3 separate regions of the Homo sapiens genome follow, and regions 1 and 3 are each linked to region 2. A link is a contact called in ENCODE Hi-C or POLR2A ChIA-PET data. All regions are on one chromosome and are shown on one strand. Each heading gives the region's core, a stretch centred on a gene start or an enhancer-like site at or near the end of the contact. The rest is flanking DNA. Distances are from core to core; before and after follow the strand shown. Region 1 has its middle 98 kb from the start of LINC02659. Region 2 overlaps LOC124902544 (a long non-coding RNA gene). Region 3 overlaps LINC00841 (long intergenic non-protein coding RNA 841).

Region 1 (3,392 bases), core at 1-2,500, 290 kb after region 2:
TTCTAGCTGTGTGTACATTGGGCATCAGCGGGTATGGGCATGCAGGTAATCACTCATTAGAGGGGCAAGAGGAAGGTAAAGAACAACCAGCTCCTGAACACATTAAAGCTCTGTTGGGGTCATGTTGTATTTCATGAATCCAGACCCATGGCAAAGAAGAGTTTGCCATAGCCAGTTACAAATTGTTTCTTTTACAATGTTCATTCTTATCAGCAGTTCATGGGAGGAGTGTCTCTACCGCAACCCACCAGGGCAACCCCACACGTGAAGTCAGCATTTAAACATTGGCCAGGGATGCACCAGACCACCCAGGCTCCCACAAGCTCCCAGCCCGGTGCCCACGCTGGCCAGGCCTGTGCTGGCTGGAGCTCTGGGACCTGGATTGGGGCCGCCAAGATGCTTTGAGAGGTCTGACATTACCACTTATTTAACCATGCTGTTGAGGGTACAGGGCCAGAGTGTGGTCTCCATGGCAACTGATTGCAGCATTGCACATATCTGGAGGGAGAAGCACATTTTTAGATGGATGATAGAGGAGGTGGTCTGAGAAAAATGTCCAGATTGTTTAACTCTTTTGTGGCATTGGGAAACTTATTTAAACTTTGACTTCTTTTCCACAAAAAGGAACTATAGATGTGTACATGGATTTCAGTGGAGATTGGTAAGAGCAGTCTAGAATAGTATTTACCCTCTAGAATAGAGGAGGATAATTTGGCAAGGGGTGGCTTCAGTTTCTGAAATTGGCTCCAGTTTTAGAAATGACAGAAAGCAAATGACATCATCCCGGTGGCCTGACAAATACCTTCAACTTATTCCATTATTCTACTTAGCTCTTTAATCTTAAACAAAAGATGGCTAAAACTGTGACTTTCATAGAGTTCCTCCATGGTAATACTACATATGGGTCACTCCATTTCCTTCCTGGGCTAGTAAATACCTCTGCTTTTATGGTGAGGACTTCTGCCAGCTGTAATGAGCTCCCCTGCGTTCCCCAGGGCTGAGAGCAACTGTGTTGGCCCCTAGTGACTCAGCTTCCTGTGCACCTGGTTTCAGGTCTGAGCCCTCAGGGAGCTGACCTGGGGGAAATGGCTCCTCCTTCATGAGATCAGCATGGCTCCTCATGCCATGAGGGGCAGGCACCAAGGCCTGCCCAAGTCTCCTCTGAGCTCACAGAGGGCAGCCCCTGACTGGCTAAGCCAGCCTTATGCCCCATCATGATCATCTGGGCACAGAGCCTGGCCTTCTATGACAGGGACAGAGGGCTGCTGCCAAGAGCTCAGTCCTGGGCTGCTGTCTCTCTGCAAATGGGGAGGAAAGATGTCCTCTTCCAGCCCGTGGAAGCTGGGAAACCTAGCAGATATTCGAATGAGTTCCTAGGACCTAGAGAGCTGATAATCAGGGCTCACAGCTGCTGAACTGAGCTCCCAAGTAGAGCCTCAGCCCAGGTTGGTCCAAGAGTAAAAACAAAGCAGTCCAGAAGACCTAACTAACAGGGAGCTTAAGGGAGCAAGCTAAACTCTACAACACCCTAGGAATTAATACCCAAAATATACATCATGTTAAGAAATAGCTAAAAGCAGTCATGTAGAATTTAAATCTTATCTCACACCTCTTGGAGTAAAATCAAGGTCAGATTTTACTCTGACTTTACTCTTAGATTTTACTCTTCCTCTGTCTTACAGCAGCGAGAGAACTCTGAATGCGCTTGATAGATACAGATGGATATGATTGGTCAGGAATTTGGCAGAATGTCCGTAAGATCAATTGCATGTAGTGCATTGAAAATGCTATGTTCTGGGGTGGAACTGCCTTATTTCAGAATATATGATGCTTGAGGGCTTACAATTATCTGAAAGAAAAAACCCCAGAAATAAGATGTCAACAACTTCATTTTTGTAACCCATATTGATGACTGTGAAAAACTCTTTGGCATCAATAAAACTTGAGTGATTGCCTTTTCCAATTGTCCAAAATGAGAAGCAGACCCAAGCAGGCACATTTCTGCCAAGGGAGATTTCTCTTAATTATCCCTGAACCTCACTGGCTGCAGGGCTTGGTAAACAGCCGCAGCCTCTGCTCTCTGTAACATGACCTCCTGTATAGCACACGCTCATGTGCACAGGCATCTGCACATACATGCACAAAATGCACACCTAAGAAGAGAAACCAGCAGGACCAAACTGGCTTGGAAAGATGACGACGGGACTTGCTAGGTAAGAGTGTGGGCAGAGCACAGGATAGATGACAAATCTTTGCCAAAAGTTTTATAACATGGGACCCAGTTCGCTAAGAGGTCCTCAGCCTCCGTGTTTAGATAAATGAGGGTTTAAATTACTCAAAAGTGACTTGCCTTCTAAAACCACACAGAATTCTTTTTTTTTTTTTTTTGCAATAAAACCTCAAGACTCCCAAATCTCAAAGAAGCAAAAAAGCCATGTCCCTGAGGACTAAAATAGAAAGAGAAGGAAGCGGCAGCCAAGAACATTATTTCCAGCTCACATAGGACCACCCCTCTGTTTGCATACCCGTTATGACTTGGAAAGGAGGTTAAGGGTCCAGTTTAACCCACCAACATTAATATTTTGAGGCCAAGTGGCATCTTCCTGGAGTGGGGGCCGAACAGGCCCGTGGAGAGCGTGCGTTCTTTCTGAACCACGACAAGGCTGCAGTGCCTTCAGTGCTTAAATCCAAGGAGCCAAAGATAATTTCCAAAAGACTGTGCTTTCTAAGGGCAGAAGGTGAAGGGAACAAACAATGCTCCATCTCCCTGAGGACTGGGAAGATTATTAGGTTACCATTTCAAGACAGGAACATTCAGACATGATGTAGTATTTGGACTCAAGAGTGGAAGGCTGAACCCAAAGCAAATCAGTTAAGCTTGAATGTTGGGGAAGTGATTTCTCTTCTCCCAACTTGACTATTTTCTCCCTGTGTTGATTCATTGCATCTACAAACCTTAACACTTTTACCACGTGACTGCTATTTTTCTCTCTATCTTCCCAAGTCCCCTCATTAGAAACCACTGTTGGCCAAACAAGCTAATGAGCGGGACTGTCCTGGCCAAGCCACAGGAGAGACAATTACAGACTTTGACTGCAGGCCGCACACTCACTGGTTCTCATTCTAACCTCCATTCTCTTCCTTCTTTATCCTCCCTCTGTTGGGGTGAACATTTGGCATCAAATGAACCTAGGTACGGTTCTGTGCGCTCACTAGTGCTGACAGTGTAGGCAAGAAACAACTTTCTGAGCCTGTTTTCTCAGATGGGAGATACAACCCACCAGGGTGAGAATTAAATGAGGTGGTTAATAAGGGTAATGCCGTTAACCCACCAGCCCTGAGCTCTATTACACCAGCCCTTTAAAAGCAGAGAGCTTGCCCTGGCTTCCCTG
Region 2 (3,515 bases), core at 66-2,565:
GGCCTCTTAGAATGAGCTTGGAAGTACTCCCTCCTCACCATTTGTTTTGAAGAGTTTGAGTAAGATCGGTATTTATTCTTTAATGTCTGGTAGAATTCGGCAGTGATTCAATCTGTTCCTGGGGCTTTTCTTTGATGGGATATCTCTCTTTTTGGCTCTAATCTTCCTAACAGGGGAAATTTTAACCTAGGAACATGATGCTTTCTATTGCTACTTTGTTCAAAGCCTAACAGTTTAATGTCAGCGGTAGTAATGATGACAACAGCAGCTGACCTGACTGAGCACCCCCACATGTGACAAGACACCATGCTAAGGGATTTACATCTCTTAGCTCCTCGAACCCTGACAACTGCCTTGTTTTCTCATTTCACACATGATGAAACGAGACTCAGGAGATTCAACAACTTGAGGTTAACAATGTGCCTAAGGTCACATCATAATTCTGGTGGGATGCAGCTTCCTATCTCCTGTAAGTGGGCCATTTTAAGGCCCACCCGGGCAGAGCCCCTCGACTGGCATAACTTAATAATACTCGATTTCAGATAACTTATTAAAATCATTTCACCACAGTAGAGCAAATAACTGTGGTCAATGGTGATGGCAGTGGAAACCTTTCCAGCAACCATGAGCTACTCTTTGCAAATGATCACTCTGGCGGATAATCCCATTAGTTCTCTTCTACCACCTCTTCAGAAATACTCTCACCTCCCAGCACAGAGGCACCTGGGCTGTGGCTTTTCCAGAAATGAAGAGATGGGGATGGGGGCAGGGAAAATAACACTTGATTATCTAAAATATCTCTATTTCTTAATTTTTAATTTATTTGGTGACAGTAATACAGAAAGCTGGAATAATGCCAAGCAGCCATGTGTCATACAACGAATAACTTGTCCTGCTGTGTGCTGTATTAAAAGGACTTTTTGAATGACTACATTATGGACACATTGAGTGCTCTGATCCAGAAGAGTCCATGGTGCCTTCAGACAAGAGCCCTGGGCACCTCTGTAGCAACGTGTCCCCTACTTCTCACTGTCCCCAAAGGTTTTCCTGAAATCCTGCCTTAGATATCAAGGAGGCCATTGTCATGGCCTCCTTCAGCACAGACCTTATTATTTCCTTATTGGAGCTGTCAAAAAATCTTGGGATGGTTCTTTTCTCAAGAATCATCCTTTGACACTTGCTAGTCTGTCCTAGAGCCTAGGAACATTCCCAGCTTTCTGCTCCTTTCTCTCCTTTTGCTGTCTAGGCCTTGCATACCCTGTGCTGGCTCCTGGCTCCTGGCCCTGCCTGGTGTGCTGAGCTGGCACCATCATCCCCTGGAGTCGGCTCAGGGCCAACAAATTTCTGACACAAGGAGATTAATTAGGTCCAGGGAAGCGAGAAGCAGGTGCTGTGAGTCATGTGGCGATCAGCTGTGCTTTCTCTATGATAGAATGCAAATGATCCCACACACTCAAATTCCCAGCATCATCATGACCATCATGACTGATCAGACCATGGCCACAGGGATTTTAACTCCAGTGATGACGGGCAGTGAGGTCAGCTACATCTCAAATCAAGAAAGACAGACAAGTCGGTAAACCAGCTTCTGTGAATCAGAACCATTGACCACATCTAATTCCAGGGAGCAGAGCCAAGGCTGCAGCCTGAGGGCATGTCTGTCACTAAGGCTGGTGAGATGCTGAGTCATTTAGTTTCCAGCAATTAGGCATCTTCTGCTCAAGCAAAAAGTAGCCAGATGACTATCTGGTGAGGTAAGCTGTAGTAATAATATGAACAATCATAATTGATTTGCATTGTGATGCCTACATCTAAAAGTACCTCCATTTATTTCTTTATGTTGTTGTGCATGTATTCATTCATTCAATGGACATCTTTTTGAGCTCAAAAGATGAGGAAACTACTGTGCTGGGCCTTAATGGCCCTTGCCATCAAGAAACTCAGGGTCTCTTGGGGAATGATACAAACACAAGACTCACAGCATCCAGTTAAAATGCCATGCTTTCTGTTATACCAGGCACCATGGAAACACCGTGGGAAGGCTGGAGAACTCTGCTTCTGGACGTGTTCATTCAGGCCCATCCTTGTCTCCACCTCACTTACTCTCTTCACTTCTGGCAGGGCTGAATGCCCTCATTTTACCCAACACCAGGAATCTCCAAGGAACCCCAGAAAGTTGCAGGACCCTGGACTCCTTTCTTGTAGCTAGGGGTCAGGTCAGGCACATGCACATCAGCTGCCGGGGAGGAAGTGGGGTGCAGGGATGCAGACCGGGCTGCAAAATAGCCTCTCAACATCCCAGCCTCTCTGCAGGAGAGATGCTGCCCGTGGCCACTCCAGAGTTGGTGGACCTCATTCATGTCTCCAGGAGAGATAAACGACTTTAACAAAACCCAGCAATATTAGCAAAGCCTGTGGCCAGAACATTTCAGTGAGTAATTTTAATGCCCAGGTGTGTAGCATGGCACAGAAAAACATCTTTGAGGATGGATTAACAACACATTTTGCCATCCCCTGAGAGATTTTACCCTGAACGCACACATCTCTAAGAGATGGTGTGGTCCCTATCATTAGATTGTTATGAAGAATGCTTTAGGAAGTCTCTCCCAGGTGCCAAGGCTCCTCTGGGAAAAGGTTCAAAGGGTGGTGGGCCAGTCCTCTGGGCACATGCATTCCTGGTGCAGACCACCAGAATTGTGCCAGTAGTAGCTAAGGGTGTTAGCAAGTCCTGGTGCATGCCACGGTGCAGGCCCAGGCAGCCAGCCTGTGCTCTTCATTCTGGGACAGTGCTGTCCTGGACTGTCCTTTATGACCACCCCCAGCCTTGGTTCTGCAGTGGGGCATGGTTGTGTGCTGGTGGCAACAAGGACACGCCCTGACCCTCTGCTCCCTCTCTTGTTCTCCTTTTGTTTTAACATTTTCCTCAGATTATAGAATTACCACATGCCAACTATTATGAGCTGAATTGGGCCTTCCCACCCACAAATCCATGTGTTAAAGCCCTAACCCCTAGCACCTCAGAATGTGACTGTATTTGGAGATAGGATCTTTAAAGAAGTAAATAAGTTAAATGAGATCATTAGGGTGGGCTCTCATCAAATTTGACTGATGTCCTTCTAAGAAGATGGGGACACAGACACACACAGGGGGAAGACCACGTGAAGACACAGGGCATCTGCAAGCCAAGGAGAGAGAGAGGCCTCAGGACTCTGCCAGCACCTTGAGCTCAGTCTTCCAGCCTCCACAACTGTGAGAGAATAAATTTTCATTGTTTCAGCCCCCAGTCTGTGGTATTTTGTTATGGTAGCCCTAGCAAACTAATACACCTTCCACAGAAAATTGAGGAGATATACACAAATTTAGATTGTGAAAATAATGACTATTTTTCTAAATCTCTCTACCCAGAGAAAATTTCAGTTACTATTTCAGTCATTTTTCTTACAGTTTAAAAATCCATATTATATAGAGAGACAAATTGACAGTGGTGGTAGTTAGAGATTACATTCTGTATCCAA
Region 3 (3,567 bases), core at 809-3,308, 340 kb after region 2:
AATTTTGCATTCCAAAACCCCAGTTTTGTAATATACAGCTTTATATGCCAAACTTGACCAAAAAAAAGACATGAGACATAAAGAAGAAAGTAAAATGGCTGACATAAATCCAAACCTATGGATATTAACATTAAATATTAATGGATTAAGCAACACAAAAGACAGAGATTATCAGATCAGACAGGATAAGAAAAACAAGATCCAACTATATGTTTGCTACAGGAGACACACTTTAGATTCAAAGATATAAATGGGCTGAAAGTAAAAGAATGGAAAAGAAATAATCATGCAAACAATTGTAAGAACACTGGAGTGGCCATACTGACATCAGACAAAATAAACTTTCAAACAAAAATAGTTATCAGAGATAAGCAGGGACACTTTATAATAACAATAGAATCAACTCGTGAAGAAGATATAACAATTATAAACATATGTTTCTAACAGAGCCCCCAAAATACATGGGGCAGAACTGATATAAATAATGAGAAAAATAGACCAATACAAATACTTGGCAACATCAACGCCACACTTGGAATCATGGAGAGAACAACTAGACAGGAGATCAAAAGGGAAATAGACAATTTGAACAATAATCTAAAATGCAAAACCTTCATGAGCAGAAAGATCTCCCCATAAGTCCTTAGAAGAAAAATAGCCTTTCGAGGTTTACGTAGAGCAAGGGTAAGAGGGAAATGGGGGTTACAGACCCACCGTGAGTACTGCTGAGCCGGGCACTAGCTGGGGAGTTTATAGTCATTTATCAGAAGCTTCTGGGTCTTACATTTCTCATACATAAAATGAGGTAAAAATGCACCATTCACGGGGTCTTTGTGGGGATTTTGAGAATGAAATACATAAAGGAAATTTATTCCTAGGCTGTGGGATGCTGTCCAATGGAAGATGTGCCAATCCTGAACCTGTCTGCCCTCAGAGCCAGTCCAAGCCCTTTCCCTCTCTGCATTATGGGGATGGGCTTCAGGGAAGGAAGGATTGAGCCTGTTAGACTGTCATTCCTGGCTCATGTGCCAATTGGTTTCTGGTGGGATTCACCCCAGAGAGAGGTGCTAAAAAGAGGGGTAAGAAGGGGGAAGCCAGGGTATTTCTCCATCACCATTTTCCCCACACCTAAGCACTATCTCCAGCAGACTTCCCTGAGGGTCCAGCTCCTGCCAGGGAAGCCAAGACGCCAGCTTCCAAAGGGTGAACCTCGTACCTGGGCCCCATAGCACTACTTACCTCCTTAGTTCCTTCAACCCAGGGAGGGTTGCGGCTCCCTCCAATGTCACTGTGCTCTGGCCTCAAAGTCTTCCTATAACCTGGGCAATGAGAGTCCTCTGTTATAAATACTTAGAGTGACCTCTCTTCTTGGTTGAACCTTGGATGATTAATAGGATTTTTCTCCTAAACTATGAAAAGTTTGTAGGCAGAGATCCTGTCTTCAAGCCAACCAACAGTGATTGGGTTTCTGTAAACTGTTAGACCTTGAGCCAAGCCACAGAGAAGAAGCAGCAAGACAGGGCCTGCTCTACGGAACACAGAACCTTAGCCCTCTATGACCTGCATGGAGCCTCGTGTAGAATAAGCACTAGTGTGCACCTGTTGCTGAAAGCCTATTTCAATTGAGTTAGCATGTGTAGCGTGTGAGCTGTGCACCAGCTTCTCGGCCTGGTTTGCAGACACATTGTATTTGACCTGTGGTGATACCCCATGAGAAACCAAAGCAGCTCACACCATGTAGCGCAGTGCTGTAAGCTTTGCCACCCTGCTACTGGCTGAAACCCTACCAGGGGCACAGCTGGCCAGCGGTCTCCCCATCAATGTCCTGCAACAACCTCCCCAAAACCAAAGTAGAATGAAGATTGGAGAATGGAGTGTCAGGAACACTTATTCATGATCACTCTTGCATTCTGAAGGTGCAACATGAATGTCTCCGAGGGGTGGTGTGGGTGCTCCTCAGCCCCCAGATGAACAAGGTGTCTACTTGGATTTTAACTATAAAGCTGCCCTGTTACACTTTGTAACCTCAGGCACAGAGCCGTGGACATGCATCATAGGGCACTGAATCTGTCCCACATGACTAACAACTTGGGACATCTGAGAACATTTCTGTATTGTTTACACTAAAAGAACATGTATTTTTATTTCATAACACAGAACTGACATTTGACATGTTAAGTCAATGTAAGTCACTGGTGAAGTTCCTGAATTACTGCGGAAGAGTAATTAGTCCCTAGGGGCCTGTCGCTTCAACAATTTGCCATTTATCTTCTTTCAGATGACAATGTGGTTTTTTCTTTTATTTAAATCTTAAAACCCATAAATACCTCTCCACCACCACTGCTTCCTTCCCTGCAGACATACCCAAATCTTGTCCACCTCTGGGTTCAGCCAAGAGTTTGTGGTAACAACCACAAATGAAGCCTCGGCTCTGATGACACTGCTGCTCCTGAAATCCTCTCAGGGCCAATCTTCTCTGAATCAACAACTTGACTTTATTAACTGATAAGATTGACTCTGCTTCACATTCTAGCTTATTCTTGTGTTGTTCGGATCATCCACATGCTTTAACTTAGAGAGAGGGAGAAGTGACATTTTTACCAGATTGGAGTGCACTGCAGAGGCCAGTCTCTGGGGTCACATGCACAGCGGTACGACTTTCCTATTTATGTAAAAAGGAAACTGACTTTTCCCGGTCCTGGCTGTAAAGGCTCGGGACACGGTAGACGGGACGGGAGGTGCCTCGGTGATTTGCGGAACAGGAGGAGCTTTCCCTTCCAAGCTAAACAATAAGTTCCACTTTTTTAATGGCTCTTGGGTTAGAATTACTGACAAATAAGACAGAAATGTAAAAGCCTCAAGTATGTGATTACCTTAAGTCTGGGGGACACTTAAATAGAATAAAGTAACCATTTACTTTATTTCAAGATTTGGGTTTCTTGGTTGTGGGGGATGTGTAAAACATAGTCATTGATTTTAACTTTCCCATCCAATAAATTTACCAATTCAGACAAATTGAAGACAAGGACAGTTTAAATCAACTTAATTCTATAGGAAAGAGTATTTTGAGTATTTCAAATATTTCCAAGTACACACAGTAACTCAAACCAGGCTGGTGAAATGTTTCCTTCCTTAGAACAAAGGGAGGTTTGGTGGTGATTTGGGGATAGCTTTGAGTTCAGAGCCCGGAAGAGTTACTCAGATTCTGAGGCGGTTTCTGACAGAAGGAAAGGTGATAGCCTAACGCTGAGGAGGGCAGTTTCATTAATTGGGACATGTGGGGATGTTGTTGGAGATGGACAGAGGGACATTCAGAAAGACAGAAGCAGAAGCGTGGGTTTCTGAGGAGGGCAGAGTTTCTAAGGTGGTGAACAGAAGAGTGGGTAGACTTGAGCCAACAAAGGAAGCCAGGATCAGGCCATTTTCTCACGGTCACCCTGATGATATTGGGAGCACCTTCAAGATAGGACCCTGCAGGGAAAATGTGTCATGAACGCTATGCAACCTGTGGTCATTTCTAGAGCTCGATTTAATTTTTTTCCCTTGGAAGTTATTGGGGCACTCAGG

The links. Hi-C counts contacts between places; a loop is a spot of excess contacts on that map. ChIA-PET counts read pairs that join two places held with the same protein, here RNA polymerase II (POLR2A). Pooled maps may share reads with other maps.
Region 1: a loop to region 2 is called in a map of GM12878, with 2.3 times the contacts of the local background. The contact joins two enhancer-like sites. A Hi-C loop is called at or near these places in 2 of 168 maps with a recorded cell type or tissue (both GM12878), 7 of 37 single-sample maps with no recorded cell type and 4 of 50 pooled maps. POLR2A ChIA-PET finds 5 or more read pairs at or near these places in 1 of 52 experiments (GM12878).
Region 3: a loop to region 2 is called in a map of aorta, with 4 times the contacts of the local background. The contact joins two enhancer-like sites. A Hi-C loop is called at or near these places in 2 of 168 maps with a recorded cell type or tissue (aorta and ascending aorta) and 7 of 50 pooled maps.

The regions. Positions count from the first base shown.
Region 1 is chr10:44,008,802-44,012,193 of GRCh38, reverse strand. No RefSeq gene overlaps it. Among named protein-coding and RNA genes, the nearest start is that of LINC02659, 98 kb to the right of the region's middle. RefSeq lists an enhancer at 1,298-1,377. Within about 2 kb of position 1,250, at least 5 of the 41 ENCODE cell types and tissues checked have a DNase peak (open chromatin) inside an H3K27ac peak, as active enhancers do.
Region 2 is chr10:44,299,336-44,302,850 of GRCh38, reverse strand. All of the region lies in intron 1 of LOC124902544 (a long non-coding RNA gene), which reads left to right. Among named protein-coding and RNA genes, the nearest start is that of LINC02881, 8.3 kb to the right of the region's middle. RefSeq lists an enhancer at 942-2,141. Within about 2 kb of position 1,315, at least 2 of the 41 ENCODE cell types and tissues checked have a DNase peak (open chromatin) inside an H3K27ac peak, as active enhancers do.
Region 3 is chr10:43,964,387-43,967,953 of GRCh38, reverse strand. All of the region lies in intron 4 of LINC00841 (long intergenic non-protein coding RNA 841), which reads right to left. Among named protein-coding and RNA genes, the nearest start is that of LINC02659, 54 kb to the right of the region's middle. Within about 2 kb of position 2,058, at least 7 of the 41 ENCODE cell types and tissues checked have a DNase peak (open chromatin) inside an H3K27ac peak, as active enhancers do.